2 separate regions of the Homo sapiens genome follow, and region 1 is linked to region 2. A link is a contact called in ENCODE Hi-C or POLR2A ChIA-PET data. All regions are on one chromosome and are shown on one strand. Each heading gives the region's core, a stretch centred on a gene start or an enhancer-like site at or near the end of the contact. The rest is flanking DNA. Distances are from core to core; before and after follow the strand shown. Region 1 overlaps MCCC2 (methylcrotonyl-CoA carboxylase subunit 2). Region 2 holds the start of KGD4 (alpha-ketoglutarate dehydrogenase subunit 4).

Region 1 (6,366 bases), core at 542-3,041, 2.4 Mb before region 2:
CTCTACGTGCAGAGCAGTTCGTATTGTGAGTTAATCAGGTAAATTCAACTTCACAGAAAAACACAAAACAAAAAATACCTCTACATCAGTACCCGTTCAAATACCTGCATACATGAACAACGTATGTTGGAATTTTATCAGACTAACCCAGTATCAGGAAAGGCCCATTTTTTTTTTTTTTTTTTTTTTTTGAGACAGTCTCTCTCTCTGTCGCCCAGGCTGGAGTACAGTGGCACGATTTCAGCTCACTGCAAGCTCCGCCTCCCAGGTTCACACCATTCTCCTGCCTCAGCCTCCCAAGTAGCTGGGACTACAGCTGCCTGCCACCACGCTCGGCTAATTTTTTGTATTTTTTTTTAGTAGAGACGAGGTTTCAGTGTGTTAGCCAGGATGGTCTCCATCTCCTGACCTCATGATCCGCCTGCCTCGGCCTCCCAAAGTGCTGGGATTACAGGCGTGAGCCACCGCGCCCGGAGGAAAGGCCCATTTTAAACTGCTTTGCTTTCAGGTTCTTTGATTTAAATGTGTTTTAATTTCAAATATAAGTTTACTTTCACTGGAAATTAAATTTACTTTAAATTACATCTGCTCAAATTATATAATACTTGCACATTTAACTCAGTACCTGGCACTCAAGAGATCTATAAATACTTGCTACTATTTTTTTCATAGTATGATCCATAAAGTTAAAAGAAAAACAGGATCTAGAGAACAAAAAAAAAAAACCACACAACACATAGAGAAAAAAACTGGCATGCGTCAAAATGTATGAGTATTATGCACTAGTACTATGAACAGTTCTTGTTTACTTTCCCCCAGAGTTTTCAGCAAAGAACCTGTGTTTCCTTTATAATTACAGGAGAAATCAACAGGTTTATAAAATACCCATCCCAAATGTAATACATACAGCCTTCCAAACTATCTTGCATTTTACCAGCTAATAATAGTTTATTTTACCACTCTGGTGACTTGCCTAAGTAGATGCAGGGGAGCCTGTTTTGCATGGCAATTTCTTGGGCCCGTAATTGTTTTTTCACAGTCACTGGGTAGTAGGCACCTCCTTTGACGGTGGCATCATTGGCAATAATCATGCATTCTACTCTGAAAGGCAGAAATTTCATTGGAGAGAGAATTTAAGAGATTTCTTCAAAACTAATTACACTCATTACAAGATACCCCAATACAACCTTCAACTTCTAGTACGTATCACTATTAACATCCATTAGCAGACAGCAGTCTTAGGATATAAATGCAAACTTTAATCACAGTTCACATATTAATTTATATAATACAAAACAATTACTTCTAACAAGTTTATAAACTCACACTTGGTTTTTGAAAAGTCATCAGTCCTAGATTAGTAATAAAAAACTAACAACCTAAGCCTTGTGTCATAATGGTTCTTTGAATGAAAAGGTCCTAATAAGATGAAAATAATAATGAAAAAAAAAATCCAAGTCTCAAGGGAAAAGAATTCCCTCATAATAAACCTTCAAAGTCTCCTTTTAGGAGGGTATTTTGCAAAAATGAAAACTGACCTTTAGTACTAAGATTTATTTTTTGTATTCTTGTTCTTCAACATTACAGCCCCATGGTTTTCTACAAAACTAAATGTAGTCTAAAATATAACGTTCATCTTAACTGAAGTCAGAATGAATGCAAACTTTAATATACTAAAAACACATGAAAGGTATCCTGAGTCATCAACAGTGCCCTTTCTCACCAAAACCAGTTTATTGGGTATGAGTCACAAAGAGCAGGGCGGCCAACAACCACAGCTGGTTGGGGAAACTGTACAGCACTGGCAGGAAACCTTAAGGTCAGAGGTACCCTTGAAATCTGAGATGACAACAGTGTGCTCTTTACAAAATTCAATTTTCTTTATGTTTCTGATGTTTGTGTTACCTCACTTTATGCTGCCTACAACTCTAAAGAGTGAGTCATTAAATCCCTGCTGAAAATAGAGAACGGCAACTGAACACCCAGCACAGGGTAGTGTTGAGCTTCTCATACTAGGATATGTGGCCAGCAGGGCTCGCCACAAGACAAACAGGACTCTTCTTTGAGCATCAATTTTATTCCCTAGGTCATATAAAACCTTTTTCTGCACTGCAATGAACATTTTATAGAGTAGAATGCAAACTTTTAATGATTTAACATTAAACGAACTAGACTTCAAAGGAAATGTAGGCTTCTCATAGGTTGCTGGGCCATAACCTCACACTCCAGAGTGTGTGCTCATACTTCCTACCACTGGGGGTGCTACGCTAGAAAGTTTAAGAAGCTCTGGTACTGGAAAGAGGCCAGGCTGTGAAGTCAGACAAAGTTAGACTGAAATTCTGGCTCTGCCAACTTGTTAGTTATGTGACCATGGACAAGGGACATAGCCATATCTGCTTGTCTATTAAAGGTCACAGACTTGTTACAGAATGAGAAATCAAATTGGCCCACAAAAATACTAGATTGCATTTCTATTGGTTTTGCCTACCCAGCATCTATTATTTTGGCAACAAAACTAAACCTTCTTTCAGAAACTGCCTCTTATCTTTAATCCAGGTGGCTCAAGTAGGACTGACCCCAGAGCCTGCCTTAAAGGGGGGCACAGGGACCAGGTCTTTCTACCCAGAGTTCCCACTGAGGCTCGGCAATGGGACAGGCTCTAAGCCTAAGCAGATCTTGCCTTCCACTGCAGCTGCTAAACTTATAGAATATAAACCAGGAACTGCCTATGACCATCACTGCCTCTGGATTTAGAGAGGCTGCCTAGAAACAAAGCTGACACACAGCAAGTCAGGGCCAGGAGTAGAAAACAGCCTGGGACCTAGTAATACCTAAGACCATTTGAGCTCCCAGATACAGCCATGCCCAGACTCACCAGATAAGAGAATCAATATATCCTCTTTTTTGCTTAATTTGAGCAAATTCAGCTCATCTGTCATTTGTCAGAGAAAGAGTAGTGATGATATAAACCATTCAACAATTTTTATGTAAGAAAGGTCAATTTGAATTATAATAAAGGCCAGAGCAATGGCTCATGCTTGTGATCCCAGCACTTTGGGAGGCCAAGGCAGGAAGATCATTTGATGCCAGGAGTTTGAGGCTACAGTAAGCTATGATCATGTCACTGCACTCCAGCCTGGGCAACAGAGTAAGACCCCAACTCAAAAAAAAAAAATTATAATGATGTGCTAGCCTATATTCAACATCGTTTGAGCCCAGAAGTTCGAGATTAGCCTAGGCAACAGAGCGAGACACCATCTCTAAAAAAAACAAAAAAGGAAAAAAGAAAGAATTTATAATTAAGTACTACTTTATACCTATTAAATGACTGAATTTTTTTCAGCCATAATATCCAGTACTAGAGCATCTCTAGTTAAAAGATAAAGACTGGTCTCCTTCCTTGCCCTTGTCTCCATGGAAAGACATCTTTTTGTTTTTTTTTTGAGACGGAGTCTTGCTCTGTCACCAGGATGGAGTGCAGTGGCTCCATCTCAGCTCACTGCAACTTCTGCCTCCCAGGTTCAAGCGATTCTCCTGCCTCAGCCTCCCAAGTAGCTGGGACTACAGGCGTGTGCCACCATGCCGGCTTATTTTTTTATTTTTAGTAGAGACAGGGTTTCACCACATTGGCCAGCCTGATCTCAAACTCCTGACCTCAGGTGATCCACCCACCTCAGCCTCCCAAAGTGCTGGGATTACAGGCGTGAGCCACCACACCCAGCCAGTCCTACATAATATAAATAGCATACAAATCGCATGCTAATATGCAAAGTGAGTGCTGGATGCCTGTGCCTCATCAAAGTCTTCTTCTCAACCCACATTATGAAGCACAAGTAGAATACTCACCCTGATACTCTTCCAATGCCTGTAATAATGCCACCTCCTGGCACCTCCTCATTGTCATATAACTGGTAACCTGCAAACTGGGATAATTCCAGAAATGGAGACCTAAAGCGAAGAAAGGATGTTGTTTGAATTAATGTCATTAAAAACTACACATTTAAACAGTTACACATGGAAAAGGAAAAGATTTTTCCTCAATGGGACAATATTTCAAATACACATGTTGTATATAAAATCTATTTTTAAAAATCTAAAATGGGTGTGGTGGCTCAAGTCTGTAATCCCAGTTATTCAGGAGGCTGAGACAAGAGGACTGTTTGAGCCCAAGAGTTGGAGGCCAGCCAGGACAACATAGTGAGACCCCATCTCTTTTTTGTTGTTGTTGTTGTTTTTTGAGATGGAGTCTTGCCCTGTCACCCAGGCTGGAGTGCAGTGGCGCGATCTCAGCTCACTGCAACCTCCACCTCCTGAGTTCAAGCGATTCTCCTGCCTCAGCCTCCCGAGTAACTGGGATTACAGGCATGCGCCACCACAACCAGCTAATTTTTTGTATTTTTAGTAGAGACGGGGTTTCACCATGTTGGCCAGGCTGGTCTCAAACTCCTTACCTGAAGGTTATCTGCCCACCTCGGCCTCACAAAGTGCTGGGATTACAGGCATGAGCCACCACGCCCAGCCAAGACCCCATCTCTTAAAAACTTTTGGAGGTAGGTGGGGTGGCTCATGCCTGTAGTCCTAGCACTTTGTGGGGCTCAAGTGGGTGGACTGCTTGAGCCCAGGAGTTTGAGGCCAGCCTGAGCAACACGGGGAAACCCCATCTTTACAAAAAAAAAAAAATTTTCAACACAGCTGGGCATGATGGCACATGCCTGTGGTCCCAGCTACTTGGGAGGCTGAGGTGGAAGAATCACTTGAGCCCAGGAGGCCAAGGCTGCAGAGAACTGTGACTGTGCCACTGCACTCCAGCCTGGGCAATGGAATGAGACCCTGTCTCAAAAAACAACTAATGGCCAGGCACGGTGGCTCATGCCTGTAATCTCAGCACTTTGGGAGGCTGAGACAGGTAGATCACGTGAGGTCAGGAGTTTGAGACCAGCCTGGATAACATGGTGAAACCCCATCTCTACTAAAAATACAAAAAAAAAAAAAAAAAAAAATTAGCCAGGCGTGGAGGCACGTGCCTGTAATCCCAGCTACTCGGGAGGCTGAGGCAGGAGAATCACCTGAATCCGGAAGGCAGAGGTTTCAGTGAGCTGAGATCATGCCACTGCACCCCAGCCTGGGCAACAGGGCAAAACTCCATCTCAAAAAATAAATAATTAATTAATTAATTAAAATAAAAATCCTTTCCAAATACCAGGCTCTCTTCTAAAGGCTTTAGAAACACTCACTTATCGGCTGGTGTGGTGGCTCATGCCTGTAATCCCGGCACTTTGGGAGGCCAAGGTGGGCAGATCACGAGGTCAAGAGATTGAGACCATCCTGGGCAACATGGTGAAACCCCGTCTCTACTAAAAATACAAAAATTAGCTGGGCATGGTGGTGCACACCTGTAATCCAGCTACTCGGGAGGCTGAGGCAGGAGAATCGCTTGAACCCAGGAGGCGGAGGTTAAGTGAACGGAGATCGCGCCACTGCACTCCAGCCTGGTGACAGAGTGAGACTCCGTCTCAAAAAAAAAAAAAAAAAAAAGAAACACTCACTCATGTCCTCCTTAGAACCACCTTCTGAGGTGGATCTTATTGTGACCCTCATTTACTGATGAGGAAACTGAAACACACAGAGATCAAGTCACTTGTCTAAGGTTACACAGTAAGTAAGGGGCAGAGCCGGGAGCTTCATAAGCAATCTTGCCCCAGGGGCCAGGCTCTTAACCACTAGTCCGCCTCTCACTTACTTACATGGTCAAGATACATTAGGAGGGAAAAAAGAGAGCTGGCTACAAAACAGCAAATTTAGTACGATTTCATTTGCATTTTTAAAAAATGTAGGTGTCTGGTATATATATATGCATACAAATGGCCTAGAAGGATAATATACTAGGTGTTAACAGTGCTGTCTCCAGGTTGGATGTGTGTGCACGTGTCAGGAGAAAAAATACTTTGGGAGTTTTCACTTACCCCTCTTCTCCCCCTTACACTCCATATCCAATCCTTCAGGAAATCCTGTTGGGTTGGCTCTGTCTTCACAATACATCCAGAACCCTGCACTCCTGCCACCACCACTACTACTACCCTATGCCGAGTCCCCATCATGTCTCCCTCAAATCCTTGCAATCGCCCTCTACCTGGTCACAGGGCTTCCACCCTTGCTGCTCCATCTACTCACAACACAGCAGCCAGAAGCACTCTTTTAAGCTATGTCAGATCATAATCATCTCCTGTTCAAAACCCTACAATAGCTCCCCATTTCTCCCATGGTGAAAACCAAAACCTTTATGATAACCCACAAGGCCATACAGGATCTGACCCATCTCCTACTCCTCTCCCCTCACTCCCTCCACCACAACCACCCCAGCCTCCT
Region 2 (6,096 bases), core at 1,547-4,046:
GACGGGGCGGCCGGGCAGAGGCGCTCCTCACTTCCCAGACGGGGCGGCTGCCTGGCTAATTTTTATAGAGATGGGGTCTTGCTATGTTGCCTAGGCTAATCTTGAACTCCTGGCTCAAGCAATCTTCCCACCTTGGCTTTCCAAAGTGTTGGGAGTACAGGTGTGAGCCACCGTGCCCAGCTGGCTTTGTCTTTACTTAATGTTCTGAGACCACGCTTTGTGACTTCCTATCAGTTTGTACCAATCAGTCTTTTGGCACTCTTCTCTTCCTTCAAGATATGGATCAACAACCAAATTCTAAGCTCTATGTTTTTTTGTTTTTTTTTTTTGAGTCAGGGTCTAGCTCTACTGTCCAGGCTGGAATGCAGTGGCATGATTATGGCTCACTGTAGCCTTGATCACCCAGGCTCAATCTTCCCACCTCAGCCTCCTGAGTAGCTGGGACCACAGGTGCACATCACCATGCTCAGCTAATTTTTTAAAATTTTTATAGAGATGGGGTCTTGCTATTTTGCCCAGGCTGGTCTTGAACTCCTGGGCTCAAGCCATCCTCCTGCCTCAAACTACCAAAGTGTTGGGATTACAGGCATACATCAGTGAGCCTGGCCTAAACTCTAACTGGCACTGTAGTCCTAGCTTTATAGGCCTGTCACAGAGATACTCAACAAATTTTGCTAATGTTATATGTAATTATTACATAATATTAGCACATACTTTATTATTTATTTTTCGAGACCAGGTCTTGCTCTGTTACACAGGCTGGGGTGCAGTGGGGTGATTGTGGTTCACTGCAGCGTCAAACTCCTAGGCTCAAGTGATATTATATTAGCATATTGGTTGTATTCTCTCTTTTTTTCTTTTTTTTTAAGAGCGCAATCACGAACCTGATTTGAATTCTAAATAGGTGAGTACAGGTCTTTGTTCCTATGTTAGAAGGGCACAGACCATTCCTTACTGTATATCTCACAGTTTCTTCATTTGTTTGCACACATCAGCTGTTAGTATTGCTTTGGACTGTACTATTTTAACAAACTACCACAATTTGTTTATGCAAAAGACAGACATAGAGATTGTTTGTGGTTTGGGGGCTATCAGAAATAGAGCCAGGGACCCCATGGCAGTATATATAGTACCTGCCTGCTGAGATGCCACACTCCTGCTGCCAGGCTGGAACCCCTCAGCTCTGGACCCCAGTTCTTTGCTAGTAACTCTTTTTTTTCTGTGAACATTTACGTACAGAGACAGTATGTGCATTCACTTCTCTTGGGCAATAAACCTATGAGTAGAATTGCTGGGTCATACGGTAGATACATGCTTAACTATTAGAGACTGACAGCTTTCCAAAGTGGCTATAACATTTTATATTCCCACCAGCAATATTGAGGGTTTCAGACGCTTCACATTCTCATCACCACTGACGTCTAAATTTTAGTCATTTTGGTGGATGTGTAGGACCTCATGGTTTTAATTTTTATTTTCCTGGCAAGTAATGATATTGAGCACCTTTTAAAATGTTCATTGCTCATTTGGGTATCTTTTGTGCAACACGCCAAGTCTTTTACCCATTTTTAAATTGTTATATATTATTGATACATATGGTTATATATTATGGATAACAGACCTTTGTCAGTCTCTCAGTCCTTACAGAATCTTTAACTAGTTGATGCTCAGTAACTACCTACTGAATAAGTAAGGATCATTCATTGCAATGGGACCAAAGACTGGGATCTAGGATTATCATTCAGACAACAATTTCAGGAATTTAGAAAAAGGTCTTTTAAGAGATGTACTTATATAAAGCGGAATGTACTTCTCATATCAAAGATAAAAGTCAATTATAAAATAATATAGTTTCAGGGTTCAAAGACTATGTAAACCAACCACAAAAGTGGAGGTTGTGTTCCACTTATATAATAATTTTACCTAAGTTAGAACCACAGCTGAAGAAACAAATAAAAAGGCTATCAGGAGTTAGTAGCTGATAGGTGGATTAACAAAGTTACTTTAGCTGTCTATCTAAACCAGGGGAAAATAGGCTTGTGAAACCAACGCTTATACACACACACACACACACACACACACACATTAATATACACACACACATACTAATTAAACTTAAGTTTACTTTTCTATTTCCCTCATCTGGCCTGTAGCCAGACGCTTGGAGAGGTTGGGGAGAACCCGCTCCGGCGAGGACGCAGTACGCGGGGCCAGTTGCCCGACCATTCCCGAGACCTTGAAGGGACAGTGGGTCAGATCCAGGGTTCGCTTCCTTCCACGCCCCGCTACCGCCTTCCTTCCGATTGGCTGATCGGGGGCACCACAGCCAATCCTAGACGGCGATTGGCCAGGCTACCGCCAGGGTCGCCTCACCCGCACACGCCTAAGACTAACAAGGTCCTGGCGGAGGAGCGGGGGATCCCGGCAGTAGGTACAGGACCTACCTGCCAAGATGCTGCACGGTTGCCGCAAGGCTCGAACCCTCGGCGCCGGACCCACCTCACTGCCCGGTCCAACAGGCTCAAAGTCCCATCCTCACACACACCCGCGGGCGCCGTCACTGGCCCTCCGCAGAGGCGCGGTCACCGCTCTGCCTCTGCCACCGCCTTTACTCCCCGACGCCGTCGCCATAGTCAGCACCGTCCCTACCGCCCAAGATGCGGAAACGCGACAAATTGCTTTACCTGAACGACCCTACTAGCAGACGCCATCTTGCTGCCCATCATGACCCCCGAGAAGGGGCAGTTTCCGGGGCGCGAGCGAGCCGCGGCGATCACTGGAGTCCCGGGCAGCTGTGGGCGGTGCTTCCCGGGACGTCACGGAGGCGGAGACCGGACTGGGCTCTCCTCCGCCGTGGGGCTGGCTCCGCCCCCTGTGCCTGACCCCGCCCACCCCTTCTCCCTACTAGGATCCACCCACGTGTGTTCTATTGTTTCGTTTTGGGGACAAAATTTTGTTAAGGTGGGTCTCTGCTCATTAGCCTATAAATTGTCTAGGACCATTTCCTTTCCAGAAAGCCAGTCTATAATTTCGATATAGTTCAAAATTTTATCTGGAACCAAATAAATAATACAACCTTCTTATCTGACAGCTCTTGCAAAGATTAAAAAAATTAAAGAAAAACAAAAAAAAAACCTTGCGGTTTCCTAAAATGAATAATTTCGTTAAAATGGGAGTTAGTGGCAAGCTCACAAGAGTTTACTCTGGCTTAAAAAGGGCCATGTCACACTCTCTTGCTGATTGGCATTGCTTGATTGTAATTTGTTTCTGTTTTCTTTACCGTTTATTACTCCTGATATCGAACTGCTGGGCCTTTGCTTCAAGTTGAGATAACTCAAAAATTCAGAAATATTTGAAATGTAAGCCACTCATATCTTTCCCCCAAAATTACATTACGGGCGGGGCGCTATGGCTCACGCCTGTAATGCCAGCACTTTGGGAGGCTGAGGCGGGCGGATCACTTGAGGTCAGGAGTTCGACACCAGACTGGCCAACATTGTAAAACCCTGTCTCTACTAAAAATACAAAAATTAGCCGGGCGTGGTGGCGGGCGCCTGTAGTCCCAGCTACTCAGGAGGTGAGGCAGGAGAATTGCTTGAACCCAGAAGGCAGAGGTTGCAGTAAGCCGAGAGTGTGCCACTGCACTCCGGCCTGAGCGACAGAGGGAGACTCCGTCTCAAAAAAAAAAAAAGTTACATTACGTTCTGTGATAATGCTTAGGTTATATATAGTATTGTAAGCTTGACCAATGTGTTTGATGATATACATCAGTGATTTCTAAGTCTTGGGATCTTTTTAGAAATATAAATTACTGAACCCAGGTATGGTCTATTGGGATTCAGTGACTACAGAGAGGCCATTAACCCGTTTTGTTTTGTTTTGTTTTTGTGGTTTTTTTTTTTTTTTTTGAGACGGAGTCTCGCTCTGTTGCCCAGCCTGGAGTGCTGTGGCGTGATCTCAGGTCACTGCAACCTTTGCCTCCTGGATTCAAGCAATTCTCCAGCCTCAGCCTCCCCAGTAGCTGGGATTACAGACGCCCGCCACCACGCCTGGCTAATTTTTGTATTTTTGGTAGAGACAGAGTTTCACCATATTGGCCAGACTAATCTCCAACTCCTGGCCTCAAGTGATCCACCCACCTCAGCCTCCCTAAGTGCTGGTATTACAGGCGTGAGCCACTGCGCCTGGCCCCATTTTAATTATTTTCAAATGTGCAGTTCAGTCACATTAAGTACATTCACATTGTTGGGCAATTGTTACCATCTTCAGAAACTGTACCCATTAAACAAAAACTTATTCCTCCTTCCCTCAGCCTCTGACAACTATCATTTTACTTTCTGTCTATGAATTTGACTACTGTGGGTACTTAATGTACGTGGAGCCATAACAGTATTTGTCCTTTTGTAATTAGCTTGTTTCACTTAGCATGTCTTCAGAGTTCATTCATGTTGTAGAATGTGTCAGAATTTCTTTTTTAAGGCTGAAAAAATCCCATTATATGTGTATACCACATTTTGCTTATCCATTCATCTGTGGTAATTCTTTTTTTTTTTGAGACAGAGTCTTGCTCTGTCACCCAGGCTGGAGTGCAGTGGTGCCAACTCGGCTCACTGCAAGCTCCGCCTCCCTGGTTCACACCATTCTCCCACCTCAGCCTCCCAGGTAGCTGGGACTACAGGCACCCGCCACCACACCAGGCTAATTTTTTTTGTATTTTTAGTAGAGACAGGGTTTCACTGTGTTAGCCAGGATAGTCTCCATCTCCTGACCTCGTGATCTGCCCGCCTCAGCCTCCCAAAGTGCTGGGATTACAGGTGTGAGCCACCGTGCCCAGCCGATAATTTTTTTTTTTTTTTGAGACAGAGTCTCGCTGTGACACCCAGGCTGGATGCAGTGGCATGATCTCAGCTCAATGCAACCTCTGCCTCCTGGGTTCAACTGATTCTCCTGCCTCATCCTCCTGAGTGGCTGGGATTACAGGTGCCCACCACCACGCCCAGCTAATTTTTGTATTTTTAGTAGAGACAGGGTTTCTCCGTGTTGGCCAGAATGATCTCAAACTCCTGACCTCAGGTGATCCGCCCACCTTGGCCTCCCAAAGTGCTGGGATTACAGGTGTGAGCCACCGCACCTGGCCCAGTTCAATGCTTTTTAGAAAATTTTCATTTGAGACTCCTTTGACCTATGCCTCATTTAAAAGTGTGTTCAGTTTCCAAGTATTTGGAAATTTTCCTGTTATCTGACTGTTACTGATTCCTCATTTGATTCCCTTGTAGTCAGAACACAGTCTGTATAATTTCAATTCTTTTATATTTGTTGATATTTTGTCATCCAGGATATGGTCTATGTTGTTTATGTTCTGTAAGCACTTGAAAAGAGTGTTCTGCTGTTGTTTGGTGGAGTATTCTATAAATGTTGATTAGCTCCTCTGTTAGTCCATGTGTGCTACTGTAACAAAATACCTTAGTATGGGTAATTTATAACCACAGAAATTTATTTCTCATGTTCAGGAGGCTCAAAAGTCTAAGATCAAAGTACCAGCAGTTTCGGTGTTTTGTGAGGGCTCAGTCTTTTCTTCCAAGATGGTGCTTTGAACACTGCTTCATCCGAGGGGTTTAACACTGTGTGCTCACATGGCAGAAGGGCAGAAGAGAAGGAACCCATTCCCTCAAACTTTTTTTTTTTTTTTTTTTGAGACAGTCTTGTTCTGTCACCCAGGCTGGAGTGCAGTGGCACAATCTCGGCTCACTGCAACCTCCATCTCCTGGGTTCAAGCGATTCTCCTGTTGCAGCCTCCCAAGTAGCTGGGATTACAGGCGCCCTCTACCACACCCAGCTAATTTTTGTATTTTTAGTAGAGATGGGGTTTTGCCATGTTGGACAGGCTGGCTTTGAACTCCTGACCTCAGGTGATCGGCCCACTTTGGCCGCCCAAAATGCTGGGATTACAGGTGTGAGCCATTGTGCCTGGCCCTCAAACCTTTTTTTAAGGGCCTTAATCTCATCCATGATGGTTCTGTACTCATGATTTAATCATTTCCAATACCTTTTCGTATTGTCACATTAGCAATTTTCAATAGATGAATTTTGAAGGAC

The links. Hi-C counts contacts between places; a loop is a spot of excess contacts on that map. ChIA-PET counts read pairs that join two places held with the same protein, here RNA polymerase II (POLR2A). Pooled maps may share reads with other maps.
Region 1: a loop to region 2 is called in a pooled map, with 7 times the contacts of the local background. The contact joins the enhancer-like site here to the promoter of KGD4 in region 2. A Hi-C loop is called at or near these places in 1 of 50 pooled maps. POLR2A ChIA-PET finds 5 or more read pairs at or near these places in 2 of 52 experiments (B cell and CD8-positive, alpha-beta memory T cell).

The regions. Positions count from the first base shown.
Region 1 is chr5:71,597,241-71,603,606 of GRCh38, reverse strand. MCCC2 (methylcrotonyl-CoA carboxylase subunit 2) reads right to left here. Exons shown (of 17, transcript NM_022132.5): 4 at 3,847-3,948; 5 at 974-1,101. Among named protein-coding and RNA genes, the nearest start is that of MCCC2, 13 kb to the right of the region's middle. Within about 2 kb of position 1,791, at least 19 of the 41 ENCODE cell types and tissues checked have a DNase peak (open chromatin) inside an H3K27ac peak, as active enhancers do.
Region 2 is chr5:69,214,460-69,220,555 of GRCh38, reverse strand. It overlaps KGD4 (alpha-ketoglutarate dehydrogenase subunit 4), which reads right to left and starts at 2,796. Exons shown (of 4, transcript NM_033281.6): 1 at 2,685-2,796. The coding sequence starts at 2,726. RefSeq lists enhancers at 1-571, 2,220-2,514.